3 separate regions of the Mus musculus genome follow, and all the other regions are linked to region 2. A link is a loop called in an ENCODE intact Hi-C map of the cell type or tissue named here. Cell type or tissue: left cerebral cortex. All regions are shown on one strand.

The links. Peaks named below come from ENCODE experiments on the same cell type or tissue, not always from the same donor. Only the 100,000 strongest peaks of a DNase experiment are listed, where the experiment ranks them.
Region 1: it touches region 2 in a loop (2.6-fold over the local background); 2 of 42 quality-filtered maps call a loop at or near these places.
Region 3: it touches region 2 in a loop (2.8-fold over the local background); 2 of 42 quality-filtered maps call a loop at or near these places.

What each region holds. Positions count from the first base shown.
Region 1 is chr8:86,022,735-86,030,734 of GRCm38, forward strand. Phkb (phosphorylase kinase beta) reads left to right here. Exons shown (of 32, transcript NM_199446.2): 24 at 4-85; 25 at 1,547-1,604; 26 at 3,723-3,813; 27 at 6,748-6,950. Among named protein-coding and RNA genes, the nearest start is that of Gm33632, 130 kb to the right of the region's middle. In left cerebral cortex, no CTCF peak of the experiment used is centred here; DNase peaks (open chromatin) are centred at 3,041 and 6,084; H3K27ac peaks cover 1,610 bases.
Region 2 is chr8:86,200,352-86,208,351 of GRCm38, forward strand. All of the region lies in intron 3 of Gm33632 (a long non-coding RNA gene), which reads left to right. Gm33577 (a long non-coding RNA gene) reads right to left here. Exons shown (of 4, transcript XR_879041.1): 4 at 7,670-8,000. Among named protein-coding and RNA genes, the nearest start is that of Gm33577, 6.9 kb to the right of the region's middle. In left cerebral cortex, a CTCF peak has its summit at 4,723; DNase peaks (open chromatin) are centred at 1,660, 2,790 and 7,467; H3K27ac peaks cover 1,882 bases.
Region 3 is chr8:86,324,579-86,332,578 of GRCm38, forward strand. No RefSeq gene overlaps it. Among named protein-coding and RNA genes, the nearest start is that of Gm33687, 49 kb to the left of the region's middle. In left cerebral cortex, a CTCF peak has its summit at 4,224; DNase peaks (open chromatin) are centred at 173, 749, 2,540, 3,707 and 2 more places; H3K27ac peaks cover 1,652 bases.

The DNA.
Region 1 (8,000 bases), 180 kb before region 2:
CAGGACTGCGGTTGTCTGGCTGGTCAAACCATCCTGCTGGGTATACTGCTCAAAAGAGAGGGCCCTAACTTTATCACAATGGAAGGTAAGAGTAAATGAGCAGGGGGCATATCTATAAAAGGGGCTCTGTAATGTGAATATCTATCAGTCATACATAACAGTGCCCACTGCTCTGAGTTATTTCATCTTCTATTAAATCTCCCACCCTCTCACATGGAAAGCCTCCTTCACCCTTGCCCTCAGGCAGTGCCTTGCTTCTCTGCTCAGCATAGAGCCTGGATTCCGCCTGGGACCCTGAACTTCTGTTCACTCCTTAGTTGCTTGTTGACATTTCTGTTTCCTGCTTTATTTCCTGTAATTTCTCAAGAATAGTATTGAATAGTTATATTTATGGAAACTGGCTTCTTGATGGTTTGTGGTAGTCGTTTGGAACAGAATTTTGCTCTGAAAGTGATCTATAAAAGTAAATCATTTCTAAGTGTGTCTGTGGCCACACTGCCCTGTGGAGGAGACCTGGTGATCCTTGAAATCCACATTTGTATGCAGTCGTTGCTGTGGGGAATCCTTAAGTTCTACATCATGACCTTTTTCTGGCATTTTATAGTACAGAAGAATATAGGATATGTTGAAACATATATTTCCAGTCATCGGACTTTTTGGATTATCTCAAACCCCTGTCTAGCAGTACATGCTGATTTGGTTAAAGTGGAGATGCACTAACCACTGGCATTCCAACAGTGCTGACTCAAAGCAGAAATGCTCTGCACCGAGCTGCATCTCCACCCGCGCTATTGCTCTTTATTTTGAAGTGTTCTTACTAAGTTGCCCTCACTCTCCTCTGACCCTCTCTGGCCCAGGCAAGCTCTGCATTTGCAGCACTCCCACCTCAGCCTGCTCCGTAGCCTGGAATACAGCATGTACCAACAGGCCCAGCTTTTGCAGGCATCTATGGGACCAGGGTATCATTTAATCTAAATTAAGACTGTAAAAATAAGTGAGGAGAAAAATGTAAAGATCTTTTTCCTTATCCTTGCTAACTTTTGGCACTCAATTATATCACACTGTTTCTTACTGACAAAACCAGCAAGAGTGCAGAGCACGTGTGAGACATGGCCAAAGTGTGAATGCTAGGGCTGTGCTAACCAGAGTATTAGAATGATCATAGCCTCACACACTTACCAGAGACGTAGGGACTTCCATTTAAAAAGTAGGCTTTTACTCAGTTGACTAATTTTAATGTGTTCTGTTTCATGTTGAAAGGTAAAATAATACTTTTATTTGCTTAAAAACTTACAAAAAGTTACATATCAGTTAAAAAATAGAATTTTGGTGCTCGCTTCAGCAGCACATATATTAAAAAAATTAGAATTTTGAAAACTGTACCATGTAGCAAAGGTGCTGGGAACACACAATCTCATTTGGGTTGCAGATTTAAACTGGTCGGTTCAATACAAGGATGTTTTCTCTTGTTTTTGAAGAGGAAATAAATGTTGTACATTTAATTAAAAACTTTCTTCAGTGAAGACTTTTCTTATTCTCTGTCTAGGAACTGTGTCTGATCACATTGAGAGAGTGTATAGAAGAGCTGGCAGCAAAAAGCTTTGGTTTGTATTAGTTTCCTTGTCACGTTATAGTTGTCGTACTGTTGTATTCAGTAGCTTAAAGACAACATTTGATTCTTACAGATGTTACTCATCATCATTTTGACATTGAAACTCTAAAGTTATGGCACCCTGACTTCATACTTTTGAAGAGTATTCGTATGTCACAGGAGACTAAAGAAAAATAACTAGAAACAAAAGCCTCCCCCAGGATTGAGCCTAGAAAGCCCCCACTGGGGTGACAGCATCATGATTCAGCTTTTCTGCATCACCCATCACTTCATCTTGTTTAGAAAACCTTTTGAAGGCCCTAAAAGACCATTTGATTGTAAGCAGAAATAATGAAAGGCAATTATCTCATCACTTAAGTTGAAGGAGCCATGAGTAAAGCTATTTACAGTCACAGTGAGGAGAGTATGCCCAAATATACAGCTCTGCATTTTGACGGAATTACGTCTCAAGTAGTTTCTTATGAGGCCCAATCTCCGTAAACCTCATGTTTCTATTCTCTGAAATAAGGGACTGGACAAATTTTCTAAATAGTGCTTCATCTCTACTTTATGACAAATATACTCTCGCTGCCCAGAGAAACAATGACCATCCAGTTCACATATCTCAAATTTCCACTGTAAGTTCTCAGTACAGTAATCAGTAGATGTTCTTATAGGCAGTGTGTTTTGCTGTACCTATAGTATTGTTTAGGCTAAGCAAAACCAATTCTTGCTTCTGCATAATACTTATGACTTTGATAAAGCACTAAGTTGCAAACATTTAGAAATGCTGACTGTTATATTTAAACAAATAGAACCCTGGAAGCTTAATTTATTCTATTCTCCCTTTTATGGCTTTCCACTGCCCCCAGGCTGGCTGTGCGGTACGGGGCTGCATTTACCCAGAAATTTTCCTCCTCTATAGCCCCGCACATTACCACCTTTCTGGTACATGGGAAACAGGTAACATGCACAGAGTTTGGGAAACTCCAGTTGCTTGATATGTGTGGGTTTATCTGTGTTCCAAGGGTTATATGCATCTTTTGGTGTTCAGATAAAAGTGTCTCTCTAGAACTGGGAAGTATTTGTTTCACTAACTCGGTCAGCTACTGGCTTGATTGTCTACTAGTCCTTTCATGTTGTAATTAAGAAATATAAATGCTTGTTATAGGCCAATTTCTGTGGTTATGCTGAAATTTTAAAAAATGGTACTTTCAAACCTACATTTTGATTTTATTCTCTCTAAATGTTCACATAAATTTTTACTTTTGAGGGGAAATGTCTTATATATTGCATGTGGTGTAATTTGGGGGGTATAAATCTGTTCTTTCTACATTCTAAGACTTTTTCAGAAATGTAAAAATAGAAGTGTGAATTCCTTCCCCCAACATTCTGTCTTTATCAAGAAAGAAAGTGAGGGTAATTCATTTCTGAAACTCAGTAGAGTTCCCTAATCCAGGCATCCAATTATTCAGGACCAAAAGAAACATAACTCAAGGCTTCAGAGAGATGGCCCAGTTAAGAGCACACACTGCTCTTCCAGAGGACCGAGGTTTGGTTCCTCACATCTAGCAGCTAAGAACTGCTGATAACTCTGGCTCCAGTCTGCACAGGCACCTGCACTCACATGCTTATACACACACACACACACACACACACACACACACACATTCACCTATACACAGTCACTCACACATGTAGTTAAAAAATAATATTGTACAGAGAAGCATAGTATAAATTGATATGGGAATCAGTCATCAGTCACAGGCACATGATCCTTTTTATGTGTTTTTTAATATGAAGCAGAGTACCCTCTTAATTCCTTCCTCTCCCATCCCAATTAAAAGAGTAGCTAGAGACTCTGCTTTTTCTTTCCCTTATTTTTTTGAAATTGATCTTGGCATCACTGATGCCCTTTGCCACAGTTTGGTGGCTGAGGTGAGTGTGAGACATGACTTTCCCTAATTATAGATGGTCTTCTTTCAAGGGTCAGGTCTAATGGCAGTTCACTGCTTCTCTCTATCATGGGAGGACCTGACTGCATACATTGTACGGTTCCCCATCAAGGGCACCATTTATTCACCGTCTTTCTGTTTGTGAAGATCTGGCCTGCTTTCTTCTTTGCCCTCAGGTCGGTTGTACGCCGTGCAGCAAGTCTTTTAAATAAAGTAGTGGACAGCCTGGCCCCATCCATTACTAATGTTTTAGTGCAGGGCAAACAGGTAAGTATCTGCTTTTCACACTCACAGACACAACAATTTCTAGTTAGGACACTTACATCTGGTATAGGTCGGTGTCATAGACTGCCCACAAAGAGATTACCAGTGAGTGGTTTGGGAATTTCTTCAAAAGTCTCTTTCCTCCTGCAAAAACAATAGCGTGTACAGTCTGAGAGCTGCAGAGTACTTAGTGGGCCATCTCACTTTTGTCCTATACCCTGGGACTATAACTTCAGTCCCCAAGTTTGCTTGAGTTCAGTGCAGATTCTAGTGTAGAAAATGCACCTTCTGGGGCATTCAGACAGCTTTGTGATGGGCAGAGAAAAGCTAGGTCCATAGCAGAGAACACATTAAGCTTCCACTCCACCTGATTGCTCCCTTACCACTCCTAAGAAACTCATTAATGTTCAGGAAGAGGCAGAATCGACATGCCTGCCCTGCTCCTCCATTCCTCACCCTTCAGGCCATCTCTTCCCAGAGCTGCTTCCTACCCACCCGGTCAATCTGCCACTCCTGCTCACAGGGCCATCTACAGTTCATATTCTCATTCTCTCCCTCTCCCCTCTCCCCTCTCCCTCTCCCTCTCCCTCTCCATCTCCATCTCCCTCTCCCTCCCTTTCTCCTCTGTTCTCTCTCCTGTCTCCCCCCTTCTCTCCCTTTCCTTTCCTTTCCTTTCCTCAGTCCCTATCTTTCCTCTTTCCTTCCCTCCTTCCCTCGTGTCTCTCTCCTCTGTTCTCTCTCTCTTTCCCTTTCTCACTTTTCTCTCTCCCTCCTTCCCTCCAGCCCTCATTCCCCCCCCCGCCCTCCCTCCCTCTTTCTTCCTTTCTTCCCCCATTCCTTCTTCCCTCCCTCCTTTCCTCTTTGTCTTTTCTGCTCTCCTCCCTCTCCAGTCCTGTGTCTCTTTCTACAATCCTTGATGGTAAATGGGTTGGGTTGAGCTGTGCATGTGGTGTTGGCTGCTGCTGCTCATTTTCTGTAATCTCTAATCATGTAGCTGATTTATTGTTTGATTACAGTGAAAAAAATCTAGTTGCTTTCTGTCTCTCCTTTGGAATGTATGTGTTTATTGTGTGTTCCTGACAGCTAATCTAGGAATATAGTAAGCTTTAATAATAATGAAGTTTTCTAACTTCCTCAATACCATCAACTAATTGCTCATATTTCAGGGATCTTAATTAAGATTAAAATAATTTCATTCAGATATCTAGCTTTGGGAATGTTAGAATAATGTTATTTACCTTCTCCTATGATGTTGTTTAACAATTTAAAATAATTATACCCATAAGAAGTTACTAAGAAAAAGTTACTTTCTATGAAGTTTCTCCATGCTCCATATTAGGAGGTAAACGTCAAACCACTGTCAATGGTTTAGTAAATCAAGGGACAGGAAGTCATTTGCCCTGTACCCTTTATTACCAGAATCTTTATCTGTGCCAGAGTCTTTCACAGCCATTACCACTGTGAAAGTTAGCCAGGCTTTGGGAAACATGTTTCTCCGTGCATTTAGTCCCCAAAGCACTGAAGTATAGCTGATTCCACTACCTCTGGTCATAGGTTTTAGAGCTTGAGGGTCACTGGCCTGACACTAGGAATGTGGGCTTGAATTTGTCTTATCCATTCTGAACAATATCCATAGGCTGTAGCCACCCTGCTCCCACACTCTAGAAGCCTTAGAGCCTGCCCTCCAGCTATGGCTGGACTGTTATCCATCAGGCCAGTACATTTCCCAGGGAAACATTCCCTGACTGCAAAGGATAAGGAAACCAGATGCCAATGGTTCAGCCTAATGACCGAAGGCAGGAGTTTCTTCATCCACTGGTTCCTATCCCTTCACAGACCAAGAAATGGAAATAGATCAAAGTGTGCATTTACTATTTCAGAAGATCTGTTCCAGCCTGAAGTGGTGTGATTTGCTCAGACTTGTAAATTCTCTCAAGCTTTTGGATAAAAGTAGTTTATTTGCTATTATCTCCAGGAGCTAATTATGTACCTTCTGTTTTCTGTTGAGACACACACACACACACACACACACACACACACACACACTGTAGCCCAGGCTGGCCAAGACTCCTAATCCTCCTGCCTCAGCTTCCAACACAGTTCTTACTCTGAGCCCTTCCAGAACTGGAAAGGCTGTTTAAGTTCTTAGCCCTCATCTCTGGGAAAGCACGTCTTTGAGGTGCTGTTTTTCCTGCCTCGAACAGTTATGAGCTGCATCCAAAAGAGATAGGAAGTGTTGATGAGGAGGAAGCAAGAGCAGCAGGCACTCTGAGAAGCAGCTGGCCAAGCAGGGAGGAGAGCCTAAACCTTCTCTTGCCAGCTCTGTCAGCACTTCCTGCTTTGTTTTCTGAGCTCTTTCCTTTCGCAGGCTTGTGGGCAGCCAGCCGTCCCATTCATTCTATAGGTGAGCCATCCAATGCCATGGATCACAACCCTCCATGTATACCTAACATGATCAGGATAAGTGGGGGCTACACAGGAACTACATGGCCTTCCTCCTGACTTTGGAAGGGTTACAGTGTTATTCAAGAGCAGACGGTTCTACTCGAAAAACTGTAAAAATAGATCTCCCAAATGCTGAACTGTGTAGTAAAATACAGTCACTGAATGTGTTCTGGTTCCCCTGGGACTTTCTAGTACTAACCCCCTTCCCTCCAAATTAATAGTTATTTATGTCTACTCACCTTCACTTCCCTGAGACCCTCACCAGCCCTTACATTTTAGACCAGACTCAACCATCATGGACCCCAGTGGGAGTCATACTTTGAAAGCCATTTTAATAAATATCAGGAACAATTATTCTGACTAACTCCCTAGCTTACATAGAGCAATTTCAGCCTGCCAGTCATCCTGAGCCTTGATTTTTATTTTTTTTATTTTTTATTTTTTTGTAACTCAGAATTTTTTTTTTTAACAGTAAAATTCTGGTACTTATAGGTAACTCTAGGTGCCTTTGGACATGAAGAGGAGGTCATCTCTAACCCACTGTCTCCAAGAGTGATTAAGAACATAATCTATTATAAGTGCAATACCCACGATGAGAGGGAGGCAGTCATTCAGCAAGAACTGGTCATCCACATCGGCTGGATCATCTCCAACAGCCCTGAGTTGTTCAGCGGCATGCTGAAAATACGCATTGGGTAAGTGCTCTGTGTGCATAGGGATGTGGTCAAGTGGTCCTCAGTAGGGATCTCCTTCACGGGTAAAGCCACGTCTGCGTGTTCAGGGAGCTGTGCCTCTTTCTTCCATGCTGTGGTGCTTCCACCTCTGCTGGTGTGAAGAAATGAAGGCCAGTGGCCAAAAAGCAGCCATACCTGTATTCACTTCCCAAGTGAGGCATAGCAGAAAAATCAAAATTCTTAAAAATAAAATGGGTGAGCCATGAAAAAAAAATTTCAGGGAACACAATTCAATTAGAAATTGACATTTTAAGAATATTCTACATCTGTTTTGTACCAAAATCTAGTTTTGAATTGTCACTCTTCTAGGTTTGGGCAAGAAATTGAAAGGTGCCAGTTGTCCAAACATCCCTAACCAAGGGTTTCATGGAGAAGGACGAGGAGTGTGACAAGCTCTGTGGTGCTGCTCCTTAGTGTTCTTTCGCCCTGGGTGGCTCAGTACTCCAAGTGAGAAGGGAATACTTCAAAGGCTAGGGCAACCCAGAAAGCATATTACAAGTGGCATATAAATATGCCCTAATCCAAAACACTCTGGTTGACTTCTGAGCATAAAGAGTAACAAACTGTTGGGAAGAATATACAGTTATTATTTGTTGAATATACAGTTATTATTTGTTTGCTGCAGATGCATGGGTGTGTAATTATGAATAAATACAGTTTCTACTCTACTTGCTGATGGATGAATGATTAAAAAAACTTTACAGTTTCTCATATCAATTCCTCCTAGATTTAAGCAATTTTTTTTTTACCTTTAGAGAGAGTGTGTGTAACTGGAAACTTGCAAGTGGGAGGGCACTGCAGAAGCAATGCTTGGAGACCTAGTGCAGGCGAGGTAACAGAAGGCATTGCTGACACTGTTGCATTATAGCACACGTGTAGAGGTCAAAGGACAACTAGGGGAATAATTTCCCCATTCCACCCTGTGGGTCTCAGATTGAGCTGAAGTTGTCAGGCATGATGGCAAGTGCCTTTATTAATATATGTTCATTTGTTGATTTCCAACTTTTTAAT
Region 2 (8,000 bases):
AAGAAGTGTTTCTATTCTTAGTTGAGCTGGGGAGATAAAATCTGTTTATTTCAGATCAGTGAGAAGCTGCAGTTTGGGAGAAGCAGGTTAAGTATGCTGGAGATATATTTTAAAGATTTATTTACCATATATATGTGTGTGTGTGTGTGTTGTCTTCATGTATATATTATACTATAATACTATATTCTAATATGCTATATTAGAATACAAATTCTAATACTATATACTAATTCTACATATATTATATGCTATATATGTTCTTGGTGCCCAAGGAGTTTAGAAGGTATTGGATTCCCTGGAACTGGAGTTAAGATGGCTGTGAGCCACCATGTTGTTGCTGGGAACCCAGTCCAGGTCCTCTGTAGGCACAAGTATTCTTAACTTCTGACACATCTCTCCAGCCCCATAGGCCAGGGTCGTAGTTGCTCATTTGAGACAGTGAAGGCTGAAAGGGTCAAGTGTACAACACTGAGGAGTTTGTCCCCAGTGGTTCCTTCCTGGCAACCCCCTGCCTTGCTTTGAAGAGGTGTGTGTCTGTGGTGCCCCACTGGGGGGTGAGCATAACCTACAGAAAGGGTGGTGAAGCTTCATTAGAAGGTGAGGGCTTCCTAACTTTCTCTCCTCTTTAGAGTCTCATGCTGGTCTATTGTCTCCAGCACATTCAGGGACCTTGCCTCTTGGTCCCAACACAACACCTTCTCTTGATAGAACCTAGTGGGGAAACCCCCACTCAATTCTCGATTCGGCGGGCACCCAAAGAATCACGACATGCATCCCACACAGGAGATAACGGATGTCAGCCACGAGACTCGAAAGCTAGGGGTTTTTATGGGGTAAGGGACTTAGGGGTGTGGAACTCAGCATAGCAACACACTATTGGGTTATTCAAACATCAGCAGAAAAATTACATGTACATGCAGGGTGTCAGAGTTCTGTGAGTTGTTGACTCAGTTCAGATAGCCCTGTTATGTCCTCACATTCCTCTTTATCTTTAAGGTTAAGCTGTTCCCAGGAATGTTTTAACTACGGGGCATACCTGGGTTTGTTTTTCTTTTTTCTCAGCCCCAAGCAGCCTCTAGGCTCACAAACAACCAGCAATTTCTGAGTACTTTATATGACTTACAGGTCTTGAAATTTCATCTTTCTTTCACTCTCTAGCATTTTCTTCACCTTCTATGTCTTTACACACACTCCTCTTCACATTGTAGAACGTTTTCCAGGTTCCTCAACTCATTATTTTATGGATTTGGTTTGTTAAGTTTATGGATTCACTCCTCAGGCAGACACTGTAATCAAGTCAAGACTGACTGTTAGAAGTCCTGACTGCCCTCTAAGCAGCTATATACAATATGCTGTGCTCTAAGTCAAGGAGGGCAACCTTAGATCTCTTCCAAACTGCAGAATAGTTGCCATTTTGCCAAGTCCTCTAAGAATTAGATGTGGATTCCAGCTCACCTTGCCAACTAAAACAGCATAAGATTTTACCAAAAAGCCACATTTTTTTTTCATTTTGGTAGAGAGTCACACAGACATTTAAAAGTGCTTAGAGACTGGGGTGGAGTAGGATGTCTACCCTCCCTGTTATATTTAGCAGAAGAACATTTCTTTGCCAAAGTCTGTTTCCAAAATCTCATCACTTTCGGAGAAAGTGAAACCCTGCCCCCAGAAGCAGCCTGTGGACGTTACTGCTCTCTGACTCATCCTCAAAGCTGGAACACCTAGATGGGCAGACTCAGTGTTACGATCCTGAATTAAGTCCCAGCGTGCTCCTACAGCATGGTGCAGCAGGAACTCACAGGCATGACTTAGATACATTTCAATAATTTCCAACTATGGGAATGCTTGTTTCATGTTCTTTTATTACCAACTTCTAAGAATGGAAGCTGGCCAAGACTGCACTATTAGCAGGCAGGGAGTAAGGTCTCAGAGTCTGAATTTAGCAGCGCTTGGCTCCATGGCTGACACTCTCTCCTCACTCTTTTCCATCACTGACCTTGGAAACTTTATTCGCCCTTGAGCACCCATGTGTTCCTGCTGTGTAAAATGCTTCTGCCTGGGTTCAGAGCCCCGGGCAGATGCCCAGCACTTTCACTGTCAACTGAGAGGGAATGAGAGAAAAGGTTATAATCAGCACATTCCAATGAAGATGCTACCGATGTTGAAAATGTTTGCATTTTAAAAGAAGAACCTGAAGAGTTTCACGTAAATTTCTAAGTAGGTCAGTCAACAGATCAGAAATAATATGTAAATATATGTATTTGTATATATACTTATATATGACATATATGATATATATATGCACACATATATGCATATATACATATATGTGTAACATGATCACACACACACACACACACACACACACACACACACATTTGATCATATTATTCCCCAGTTGGCTTCTCATTACACATTATATAAGTTGAGGTTCTTACACCGTGCCCCAGGGCTTACCAGCACCCAGGCAGATAGTCACCAAAGTCAAGGGCTCTATCACACTCCACTCTCTACTTTCATCAACATTTTATTGCTGTTCTGTTGTTCATTGTCTCTTCTACTAGGATGTTAACTCCACTGGTGGAGTGGAGGTGTTTTGTCTGCCTTAGCCACTTCCTATGCTGCACTCTGGTTCTATACCATTGTATCCACTAACGATTGTAAAGTGGGTGTTGTCAAAGGAGAAAGGTCTTAGTCTTTGTGAAAACAGGGTGAAGAGGAGGGAACTCAGGCTAGGGAACAGCTCTGGAGGCAAATTACCTCGTCCCTTCGCTCCTGCTTCTCACCCTTTGCTGGAGCTGTGTCTGAGGGCTGAGATGCTGTGTCTGCTCTCAGCAAGGGTGCTTGGAGGAGAGGGCTCAGTAAGCTGCTCTGCCAATCCTCGTGGCTGTGCTGTACTGCAGGACTCTGTTTGGGTCATGCACTTATGAAGCAATGGACTGATTGTGGTGAGGAGCTAGCAAAATCAGGAAGAAAGATCTCCTCACTACTGTTGAAAATATGAGTTGCTACATGCAGCTACTCCCACTAGTGGCTCAGCCTCCTGTGCCCCCTGCGCCCCAAGCTCATGCGCAATGCGCAGTGTCAGTACAGGCTGCCTACTCGAACCCACCGCAGCTAGAAGGAGCAGGTACTCACGGAAGTAACTGCCTGGACTCACTCTCCAGTCACTTTAACAAAATGCATCCTTGCGTTAATTGATGTACTTCTTCAGAGCTGCTTTTAACTCTCTTCCCTCCTATTTGGCTTTGTTGAGATGAGTTTTCCTATTCAACTGAGCAACCTGCTGTTACCATTGCTGAGACCAGGTTTTTCTTTTTCTTCTTTTCTTTTTACAAGCAATTGAGCAGAAATAACGGTTCCACAGCCTTCCTCTTCTTTGATGCCACGGGGAGATTTATTGACTTCAAAACTCTTTTCACGCATTTCTTATCCCTTTTCCTCAGAGTTTCACAGACTACATAAGGAAGCTGTTCTCTCTCCCCTCACTTTATAGATTAAAAAATTCTTGGCTCAAACTGAAGAAAAAAAAAAGGCTTTCCTCTTATGAGAATTTTTCTCCTTTCCTTGAATGCCTCTTAGCGAAAGTTTTTTACACATGCAAACAAAGTTAAACAATGAAAGGAAAGAAATGACTCTGTGAGTTCACAATATTTATAGCTACTATTCATGTTTCTGCAAACACCTCTTGATAAGAAGATACATAATATGAATGCATAATACATGTGTTTACAGCCTTTTGTCCCAAAGATTATTAGGCATATTTTCCTGTTAATAAATATACTTCTCATATATATATATTTCAAAACAGGTCTAGGATACAGTTTAAGGTTTGTACCATGATTTATGATGAATTTTCTGTCGGTCATTTAGATAATTTCTAGAGTCTTTGTGATTAAAACCAATATTGTGGTGAGAATGCCTGCAGCTGAATCAGGTACACATTCTCCTTTATTTATTCCAGTCCATTCTTGGAGTTAGAATTGCTGGCTCACACATTTAAGGTCTTTTGATCCATGATGCTAAATAGACAGTTTGTATTCCCACTAGCAGCCCCCTTTCATCTGTATTCTTCTACTCTGGATATTATCATTTTACAGCTTTTTTTTCTTTCATTTTATGGGTAAGCCTGGTATCCTGTTGTTTAATGTACCTTTCATGCATGAATGCTTAGGTTGGGTATCTTTTTATTTTTGGCCCCTGGAATTTTGCCTTTCCCCTCGTGTCCTTGCCTATTTTTCTGGCTGAGAATCAAGACCTCAATATGAACCCCTACTGTTTCCCCTCAGGCCACCAGTGTTGTCATTTCTGCTTGTGACAGTCAATGCTTGAGATGCTCTGTTGCGTCACAGCCTCCTGCTCACTCCGACCACATCTGAGAACTAGCCGGGACAAATCCTGGAGTCCATACTGTAGAGGGAGTTGAGGCATGTTGAGATGGAGGGACTTGCTGTGGACAGATCCCTAAGCCATGACCATTTTGTACAATGCTCCCTCAGGAGTCTTCTAGGAAAACAATCTAATAAGCTAATCACACTGATGTTTAATGACTCTCATAACTTATTATCTTTGCCAGAGTTATTTGCATTTAAATAGAGAAACCTGAGGCAATCGTTACTTAATGTGCCCTGTCAAGCCAGGGAAAAGAACTATTTTAGGGCCTGGAGTCTTCCTGCACGTTAAATCACACCATGGAAGCCTACCTGCTCCACCTATGGGTGGTCCTGGCACTTCTCAACCTGGGTTGATATGAACATGCACACTATAAAACAAGAGGGAATCAGACATTGTCCCCTTCTGGGTTTTTCTCTACTTTTCTCATTTTTTTTGTCTTCTCTGCTTAGAAATGTGTTTTTCTATTTCCTTCACAGAATTAGTAGAAGCCACTATTCCCTTTTCCCCAATGCTAGTGATTTACCAGGCACCACGGCATTTCTCAGAAGTGTGCTCTAAACTTACAGAAGAACAATAGTTGGTGAGCTGGAAAGCCCCATAGCTTCTCCCTGAACTTGTGCTTCAATCGAGTTACGGCTCCCCACAGACCTTATATGTAGATCTACCATGGCCCCAGATTGGAGTGTCTCTGTGATAGAGGTACAGACCTGAGTCTCAAGGTACTCACTGAGATCTCTAAGCCCCCCATGTCCCGTGACAAAGAATTGGACAGGACTAGAAACAGAAATAGAAACAGGCTATTAAGAAAGAGAAGAAGCACTTCAGGAATGGGAGTGGGCTTGTGGGCTGGATGAGTGGGCTTGTGGGCTGGGGAGTGGGCTTGTGGGCTGGGGAGTGGGCTTGTGGGATGGGGAGTGGGCTTGTGGGATGGGGAGTGGGCTTGTGGGATGGGGAGTGGGCTTGTGGGATGGGGAGTGGGCTTGTGGGATGGGGAGTGGGCTTGTGGGATGGATGAGTGGGCTTGTGGGCTGGGGAGTGGGTTTGTGGGATGGGGGAGTGGGTTTGTGAACATGTACACAAAATACCCTGGGCAGAATGTCAGCACATGGCACGTTTTCACCACCTGCTCTTTTTTTTTTTGTTGTTGCATGTAGTCCAGGTGGAGAAAGATTTCTAGTCTTTCTTTGACAACTAGCTTCTTTCTTTTTAAAAACAATTGGTTGCACATTTATTCTTTCATTTGTGTGCATGTGTATACATGCACACATGTGCGCACACACACATATACCACATCAAACACTGCAGGACATCTCTCCTTCCACCTTGTGGATCAGACTTGGCAGTATTTTAAACTCACTGAACCATTTCCCTGGCCCTCAATACCTTCTTTCATATACTAGTCTTGGTATGTCTCTTTCTGGTCCCTACTTTCTGACTACAACTGCTCCCTAAAAGCTGCAGTCCTGAAAGTCATTTTTGGAGAAGAGGAGGAGAGGAGGAGAGTGGTCGATCTTTTATAACTTCCAAGCTGATGAGGCTGTAACCTCACAGAAGAACCATATTTTGTAACTTGTTTGGGGCAATTGATCAACCCTAAAACAATAGAGTTCATAAATTCATTATCACGCACAAACCACAAACAAACAAACAAACAAACAAACAAACAACAAATACATAGTCTAACCTTACTAGGAAAAAGTGTCATCATGAAGGGGATAGCTTTTATCATTAAAAAAATACAAAATGCTTAGATAAATAGGTACTTTGTTAGAACAAAATGTACTTCTTCAAATTTATTCAATCAGAATTTGTGTAGGACAACATCATGGTTTTTAAATACTTGTAGTTTCAAAAATGCTTCTTCCTTTAAAGGTGTGTGTGTGTGTGTGTGTGTGTGTGTGTGTGTGTGTGTGTGTGTTGCTAGAGATTGGACCTAGGAGTTCTTGCATCACTGGTGCAATAATTCTTTCTTTATTGAATTTTTGTCATTCTTAAAAGCACAGAGCATATTCATCAAGAAACCTAGGAGATTGTGCAATCCAGGATCAAGTCAAGCCCAGCCCTGTAACTTTCAATAACCTCTCATTACCTAGCACCAGTAGTAACATCAGTGGTGGTCATGGAGGGAGCTTTGCTTTGGAGCAGAAACACTCCAAACCTCAAGATGGTACAAAGTGGGGGAGGGGGGCCTCATAAATAAAGATGGAATAGTTATCATGTCTTAAGAACACAATAGCAACTTTATATTTACAGATTTTCTTCCAAGTAATAAGCAAAGTACCACGTTTTCTCTTCTTTGCATAGATTCTTTCCACATAGTATAACTATCAAGTACAACTATATTATTTTCTCTCTCTAATTCTTTATATTAGGAGTACTGTGTTTCCCAGTGCATGTACATTAGACACTAGGATAATGGAGGAAATATGGCTTTTTTGGGGAGCATGGCAGACATTTTTCTCTATGTTGACTCTCCTCTGTGTGGAATGTACACATGATCTTCCTGGCCATTAGAACAAGTGACTCAGCAGAGGAGTTATAGGACCACTTGGGAGTCTCTCATCATTCCCGAGTCCCATAGGACATAGCAGAGCTAGGGACAAGGGGCAAAAGTATTTCTGTCTTTTAGCCCCCTATGTCCTCATTAATATTAGCCTCTAAGTACAGTTACCAAACCCAGAAGGTCAGCTATGCTAGTATTGAAGAAGAGCTTGGGTGTAAGATACATCTATTTTATTTTTGTCTCTTGCAAATCAGATCTATCTAGGAGAAAATATTGAAGTTTAAATTGTCAGTTACTGGTCATTATTTTTTAAAGCAGTTTACTTAAGATACTTGGTGGCACATTACAAGGCCAAGTTATTTTTTTTTAATTTGGGCATTTAATTTGATCTGATTAAAGGGAATACATTTGTGAAACAAATTAAAAGGAATAAAAAGAGGGTAACAATTAGAAGCTCAGAAGATGGAAGTCACCTTAGTAATTAGAGCTAAGTTTTTCGTGGCTGGGAAGCCGCATGAGCATGCGCTGCTCAGTTCTAGAGTTATTCTCCCTGGCGAGAACAAAAGCCCAAAAGCTTGCTGGGAACTGGGGCAGCATGCTGAACCCAACGCTACAGTTAGCTTAGCCAAGGGGGACTTATTTTGCTGAGAGGCAAATGTAGGGCACACAAGGAGACTTGAATGGTGGGGGTTAAGATTTAAGAAAACAAACAAACAGCAACAGAAAGAAAACAACAAAAAGTATGATTGCCTTTTTAGATAGGTCTTGTCTGTTTATTTGTTTTTGTAAGAATCTGGGGTGGTCAGGAAGAAATCCAAAAAGAAAGAGCCACTTATTTTTGCCACAGTGTTAAAGGTTCATGGCTGCAGAAGAATCTGCAAGACCCAGTTGGTATATTATGTAAATTAACTGTCTTAAAACCACAAGGTGACATCGTGGGGTGTGATCTACTAGTCTGATATAGGAGATGTATTGACGTCATCACAAGCAGATGGGGACACACATGAAAACATATATATCGTGTCTTAAATAGCTAAGTTCCAAACATAGGTGAAAAAAAATGATCTGTCTTAGTTTCTGTTCTGTTGCTGTGAGGAGACCCCAT
Region 3 (8,000 bases), 120 kb after region 2:
CTCCATTTTCTTTTTCCTCAGCAGGCCTCCACATCTCTCAGCTGTCTGTGTCGGATTTTGTGTCTGTTTGCATTTCAGAGAGCCTTCTAGCTTGGTGCCTGCCACCTTCTGCTGAACTATTATTCATCCAAGGAGGCTAACATCTTTGCATCCATCTATGGATGTGTGATTCTTGCTTTGCACAGGGATGCCCACCCCCGGAGGTAGCACTGAGGTATTGATTTCTTCTCCTAGTCATTTAACATTCCCACAAACGCTCTGAAAGAGCAATTTACAAATGATTGCGAAAGTGCTTTGGAGAATCTGAGAATGTGTTTGACTGACAATTCTGCATCTTCCACCAGGGCTTGAGTCACATGCACATTCTCTCCTGAGGAGGTTTTGAACTCCCACTGAAAATCCTGTTTGCCAGGCAACCACATCCCTGCCTGTGTAGACTGCATGGCTCCTTTTCTGACCTCTCTCTGGAGGTGGCTGGAAATGATTTTTGCCAGAGCCTTGCTCCAGGTTAGCCCCACTCCTGGAGAAGAGACTGGCTAAGCCACCACCCTGAAGCCAGCACCGGGTGCTTATTTGTAGGTCATCAACACAGTGGGCAGACTCGGCTCTCCTGACTCTACCTGCCAGGCCCAGCGATTCATGAGCCTTCTAGGGCAGAAGCCAGGAGGCTCGGAGCAAAGCTGCCATCAGACTGTGTATTTCAAGGTTATTTATTAGTTCTTTGCTTGCAAGCCTAGCCAGCTCTCCACCAGGCAATTTGCTGTATGCAGCCTGCCACTGAGGTGCAATTTGGAGACGCAGAGACGCAGAGACGTCTGAGTGATTTTCCATTCTCTGGTGACAGTGTTATCATGGTGAAGAGAGAGGAGGGCAGCTTGCTGTGTTAATGACTGTTTCCCATTTTCAGAGGTTCTGGGGGCCCCAGGGTGCACAGCACGGGACCGTTGCCAGGTTCCAGGGAACTCTCCTAGGGTCCCCCTTCGGAGGAAGCAACCCTAATGGTTTTCTTTGCAAATCCTTCTTCCCACTCCTCACCTGTCAGTGTTGCAGAGCACTGTTAGACTGGGTATTGACAAACTCTGCAGAGTGTAAGATCTCCCTAGTCAACACTGCAGGATGGAGAGGTGAGAACAGCATCTGTTCAGATGATCCCTAAAGTCTCTGCCTGCCACCCATGGTCCCTATTTCCAGTGCCCAGGTCAAACTAGTCCCATTCATGTCTCCTGAACTCTTCTTTCTATCCTTTTTGGGACCCTAAGAAACTTCCTAGCCCAGGATACCCCTCCTTTGCCTTTTGCTGTAGAAGTGGTGCTAAGGCTCAAACCTAACTCACTGTCCATTTTGGAAAGTGTTTGAACACAGAGCCATACCCACAGTCTTTGAAAATTCTTTGTTTTAAGGACAGACCCCAGAATGACTGTGTAGCCAATGTGTCCAAATTCCTGGTCCTACTCTCTCTACCTCTCAAGTACTAAGATGACAGACATATGTCATCGTGCCCAGACAGCCCAAGGTTTTATGAAGCAGGACCTCTCGCTGTAGCACAAACTTGCCTCAAACTCACTATCCTCTGGTCTTAGCCTCAAAGTTCTGAGAGATTCTAGGTGCATGCTAATAGCCATGTGTGTCTCTTCTTCCTCTTTGTGATGTGTCCTCAGAGGAACTCTGGTTTCTAACCCAGCCTAGAAGCCCTCAGAATACCCATTTGCTTCCTTCATAGCTTTCTGGTGCTCCAGGTTTGTAAAAGTGTCTTGTTCCCCCAGCGACTTCACAAGCCTGTGAGGTTCCTAGGCAGGTAGGGTTACCTCTGACACAATGCGTCTGTCTGCAGGGGCTGTGTTTTGTTCATTCTGACTGTAAGCGACTGTCCCAGGGGCTGGGATGGGCTGCACACATGTGCTCACTTGAAGATGATCTTTCTTTCTCCAGGTCACCCCAGAAAGCGTGGGAAGGGGTGCTGCTCCACATGAGTCTGTAAACTTAGGAAGGAGAAAGAACACAGTCTCTTTACAGGTTTTCTTCTTGGCATGGTGTGTGTGTGTGTGTGTGTGTGTGTGTGTGTGTGTGTGTGTGTGTGTGTGTAGCCATTAGGAATCAGCACAGAACTCAGCTGAATTTTAATGGTTGCCATTTCCATAGGTCCTCAGACTGAAGAACAAGCTGATTGTTCAGAGATGAAGTGTGGAAATGGCAACACTGAAGATAATTTAAAATAGCAAACTGGGTAAAATCTGAAGTTCTGAAAAGCAGTCATTCCCCCCCCTGAGAAGAATGTTACTAAAAACACAGACCTAAACGTCTTAACTTTTTAAATTTTTTTTTTTTGATTGTAAGAATCCTTTGACTCTCAATGTCTTCTCCTATCTGATCCTAACACCAGGCATTCTGGGAGCCTGGAAGGGTTTGAGCTGCATCTAATGTATTCATTTAGAAGGCAGGCATTGGGCATCAGACACAAGCTTAGGAGTGTGAGGGTGTTTCAGAGTCACATAAGGCCCAGACTGTGTCCTCAGACAGTGTGGGACTGTGTGAAAGGTTGCATTTGGAATCCTGTCCAAGTTGGATTTACAATCTGTTTGTGGAGATTGCTCCATAAATGTGGGCAGGAAGTTTAATGTCTCCAAGTCCCAGTTCCTATATGAGCAACCAAGGTCAATGTTGCTCATCTCTTAAGGTCCTTTTGAGGATCAAACAAGATGCAGCCATCCACCGAGTGAATTAGATCATGACAGGCCTCCACTCAAAACACTACAAAGGACTGCTAGGAGTCTTAGTCGTTTTCTATTGCTGTGCTAAAACATCATGACCAAGGCAACTTATTTTTAAAAAGCATTTGTTTGGGGCTTATTATTTCAGAGGGTTAGAATCCAGGACCATTACTATGGGAGATAGCAGCAGGCTGGCAGACATGGCACTAGAGCAGTAGGTAAGAGCTCACATCTTGAACCACATCATAAGGCAGAAAGAGAGAAAAAGAGATTGGGAATGGCCAGAGTCTTTTGAGACCTCAAAGCCTGGCCTCCTCTAATAGGATATACTTCTTAATTCTTCCCAAGCAGTTCTATAAACTGGGGACCAAACATTTAATCTATGAGCCTTTGGTGGCGGTGGGGGCTTCTGTAGGAAATGGGGTAGGAGTGGATAGGCTCATTCAAGCCACTAGGAAATTCAGAAGGGGTTTAAGTCTTTAGTAGAGACTTGGCGTCTTGCCTCTGTCTACGTCTCTGCCCACTCCTGTGTCTCACAGAGCTTATGTGTCCCTGTTCTCCAGCCCTTGCCCTTGTGCCTTGTCACCAAAGGCCTATCCACTCTGATAGGAATACTTCCTCCAATGTGTCTCTAGCCTTAAGGTCACACCATTCCGTTTCAGGTTCACTTCCCAAGGAACCTTTTTCCCCCCCGCAAGCCTGAACTATCACCCAGCATTCTAATTTATTTAACCTAAATGGTGTCTCTTTCTGACTTTAATTGCCACCCTGTGTTCTGTGACATGTTCACTTGCTTCCAGTCTGTCTCTTCTTTTGAAATGGGAAATCTCTGATGGCAAATATGCTTTCTTCACGGATGTCTTCCCAGCTGGCCCTCAAATAATTAATGAATACCTTACGAGAGTTTCTCTACCCAGTGCTTGGCACACAGTACTGTCTCAATAAACAGCAATTCTTCCTCCAACCTTCTTGGCAAGGAGACTGAGCTGAAGATAAGACAGTCTGAGGGTGGTGGCCGCTGTTAGGGAAGCTGCCACCTCTTCTCTCCCTCCCTCCTTCTCTTCCCTCCTCATCCCTCTTCCTCCTTCCTCCTTTTCCCTCCTCCTCTTCTTCTAGCTCCTTGGATCTTTATACACCCCAATAACTATATTCTGCAGAGCCTAACAAAGTAAATTCTCATTTTATATTTTAATCAATTTGTTCCACATAAAGTATGTCTAGGGCGATAAGAGCAAGTGTTAGGAAAAAAAAAAACACTAGACAATTCACAGAATTTGCCCACCAGTTCCTGTCTTCTAGCACGGTTTGACTTGAGAAAAAGAGCCAAGGAGAGAGAAAAGACCACACCGACTCTGCAGGGGTGAGCATCAGGATTAATTAGAGAAGCTTCCCTAATGACCCTTGCTATTGAAAAATGCATGAATGGAAACCATTTCTGCCCTCTGCTTTGTGAATGAACGGAATAGAGGAGTTTGTGGGAACGAAGCCATCCCCCACGGTGCAATGCTCCATCCACACCTCCTGGGTGACTCATGCGCTTGTGGAGCTTGTGGAGCCCAGACTGTGTGGCCTCGGCAGTGGGAAAAGGAGGAGGAGGAGGCAGTGGGAAAGACACATTGGCAGGTGCTCTGCAAGTGTGTTAGCAGATCCTGAGCCACTGGGACCCAGGGGGCTCACGGGAGGTTTGTGAGGGAGGGGGATGCCTGAGCCTAGCTAGAGCTAAGCTGATGAGATTAACTAGGTCAAGGGTGTGTGGAGAGGATGGTGTAGAAGGAGAAGTTTCCTAGGCAGAGGGGTGGGCATCATGGAAAGCTGAATCTGCAGTCTGTGATCTATTTCTACCACTGTAGATATGTGTCTTTTTCTGTGTCTCAGGTTCTTCAGGTTTAATAAGCTCTGGATTAAATGTTTGTTCCAAAACTTCCATCAGAATAAGAATTCTGTTGGCTCATATGAAGTCATCTTTGCCTCTCACCCCTACTAGGTCCTTTTGGCCCCTAAGTTCACTCATATTTTCCATTTCGTTTCTTTCTCTACACCCTCCTCCAAACACAGCTCCTTCTTTGTTTTCTTATAAGTCACCAAGGCTAATAACTAAAAGCTTATTTAGTGCCTCTGGGGATATCTGTTGGGACAGAAGAAATGACAAATTGCTACACTAGCATTGGCTCCTAAATTTAAATACAGTAGAAATGTTTGAGATGGAATAATGCAGACGTTAAATACCAAGATTGCCCAAGAGATTTTGAATTCTGTAGAGCTAACATTTTGGTAAAGAGAATACTTTTAAACTTATTGCATAGTCATTTTAATTAATCACCATGACTGTGCTATCACTAACAGGCACAGAACACCAGGCTGCCCAAACCATGCCACGCTGGTGTCTGTTTACTTTGAGCTAAAGACAAATGAGAAGAGTATATGGAAGACAGGTTCCTGCTTCCCTTTCTGCTCCTAATCTGGGTATGAGTTTCCCTTGGTGAAGATACCCATGCTGCCTCAGTCCTCACCACGAAGGGAGATAACTCTATCCCTGATGAGTCTGCATAGATAACCCTTACTTACTAAGATAATCCTTATCTTTCATTAATTTCCTGTATAGACTCACTTCCCTACAATTTACCAAACCTAAAATCCCAAACACTGCTCTTTTGTCTTGTCATTTCTTCACAAACTATTGCTGGTTTATGAACTCTCAGGCCTAACTCTCTTTGGGGCCTACCTCCTTTCCTGTGGAACTCCTAGGCATATACAGAAATTGAAATACTACATCATTTTGTGTGTCCCTTTCCACCATCAATCTGCCTTCTGTCAGCCTGGCCTGTTACCTACCCTACATCATCGATGGAAAAACCTGTTCAGATCCCATGAGTGGCACACTTGTATGTTACGCCGCAGGACTCACAGCACAAATAATAACATCAACACTTTGAATGAAAAGAGGGTGGCTCTGAGGATCCAAGGAGACACAGAGCAAGAACCTACTTGGGTCACTGGTAGCTCCAGAGTTTGTGCACAGCCCCCTCCCCCACCACAGGTGTGCATGCACACAGACACACACAAACACAGACAGACAGATGCACACACATACACACTGGCTGACCCCAGAGCTGCTATCCTGTCACCCTGTGTCCTTGTTACAGTAGTTTTTCCTCTGAGCTTTGACTTCTCCATTCCCTTCACCATCTTTTCTGACGTGGCCACTAGCTTCAGTTCTTCCCCTGCAGCTGACGTCATCACTAGACAAGGGAAGAGAACGCAGGAGAACAGTTGGCTTCATGGAAGATACTCTGAATTAATTCAGTGACTAGAAATGTCTTCAACTCAGGGGCAGAAGAACGGGTAGCTGGGTGTCATAGACAAGAGAGTCAGTTTGGAGTGCTTGACGACAGGACTGCAGAAAGAATACAATAAAATTCAGAGCTGCAGAGAAGAAAAAAAATCTCCTATTTTACCTGAGCCACATTTATATGCCCGAGGAGTTTTGACATGGAGAACATTGGATTGTTAAATATTAACCCAAACTAACCGACAACCTAAATGTTGCCTTCATCCTCCATGTCTGTCTCTGGTGATACAAAATTCACCCCCCCCCCGTCCCCATTCTCTGAGTTATACTGATATTTGTATTTGGCTCTAGGATAATTTACTTTATAGCCTCTGAAAGGTTTGATGAAGATAGGCTGGTGAACACTTTGGGGGTGGGTGGGGGAGGGGAGTGCAAGGAATGCCTAGGTATTTTGTTTTCTTAGAGAACGGAGTCTGAAGTCCCTCTCTCTTCATGACCTTGGCCCTTAGAAGAAGTAAGGTATGCACAGAGCCTGCCTCAAGAACATGGTTGTTGCTTTCAAGGTTTCAGGGCTGGCTCTCCTGAAGAAGGAAACAACGGGCTGTATTACGTCCCCTAAAGTCCTACAAGACAAAAGATGCAATGGGAACCACTGGAAGGACATTTGCTCAAGACAGTGAAATCTGGTTGAATCGTGGCATGAGGGTGGCTAGAAGTTTCCAACTGTGAGACGGGGGCACTGTGATTAAATTGTGGAGATTTGGGAGCCTTTCCTGGTCCCCAGTGCAAACATACCAATAGTCTCCACCACATTCACACAGCATCATAGAAAAACAGACATAGCACACCCTGAATTCAGTGTCCCCTCAAGATGCGACTTTATTATAAGCCGGTCATTGTTTGTTCTCCATGTCATACAGGAATGCTTAAAAGTATCCCCAAACAAAGATCTCTTGCTGACACTTTAAAAGACATGCCAAATAAAGTAGCAGGGTATCAAGAGCCCTTCAAACAGTGCCTGCACTTCAAGAGCCCGAGTGTACACACTCATTTGAAGTACATTCGAGAAAATAATTTACTCCCAGTCTGTTTTGAATAATTGTACACAGATAGCTCATAAGCATAATAAATCTTTAGCAAGACCTCGTTCTTGCACGACACTCATGAAAGCCTCAATCTGAAGATTACACTTAATAGAATTGCCTGTCAATCCCCATCATAATCGATGGGGGCAGATGGCTCTTTGATTGTGCTTTTTATATGCAAGAAAGCTCCATACCTCTCTTGCTTTCCAGTCAGCCTCCTGGCAGCTCACATTGTGATCAGGGGCTTTCTTTATGGAGAACTGTTTTCTTTAAACACCAGATTTTATGTATCATTATAAATAGATGTGTTCAGAGAGCAGTTTTTCATCTATAATTTGTTCATCTGCCATGTTAGCATTTGAAATGAAGCTCATTGGGAGCTTGGAGTGCAGATGCTGACAGAGAGGAACATGGACCTAGGCTAGAGGAGGCTGGAGCCATCAGGACTCACAGGAACAAGAGCTTACCAGGGAAGTGCCCAGGCCCTCGCCTTTCTCTTGAGACACAGGGTAGAGTGCTGGCATGTACTTCTTCCTAGTGGGGGCTGGGTTTTCCCTCAGTGATTGGTTGGTCCTTTAATTCATCCGGATCCATCCTATCTCGTGTAAATGGTATACAACGAGCATAAAGAGCTCAGCTACAATCCTCACTCGTGAAGGGCACTGGGCTGAGAGGCGGAGTGGAGATGCTGATCATGTTCTGAGCACGCGCACAACTATAACTCCTTTCATAAGCAGATCCAGTACACACTACCTGCACATCTTGTGCAACACTGTAGCCAAACCATGCTTTGGAACCAGGTAAGACTTGAACTCTTTACTCTAAAAGGGAGCATAAGGTTATGGCAAAGAGGTTCATTCCCCGGGTCTGCCTAGAATGGGTTTAAGATCCACTCCTCGGCTATGTGCTGCCTAACTT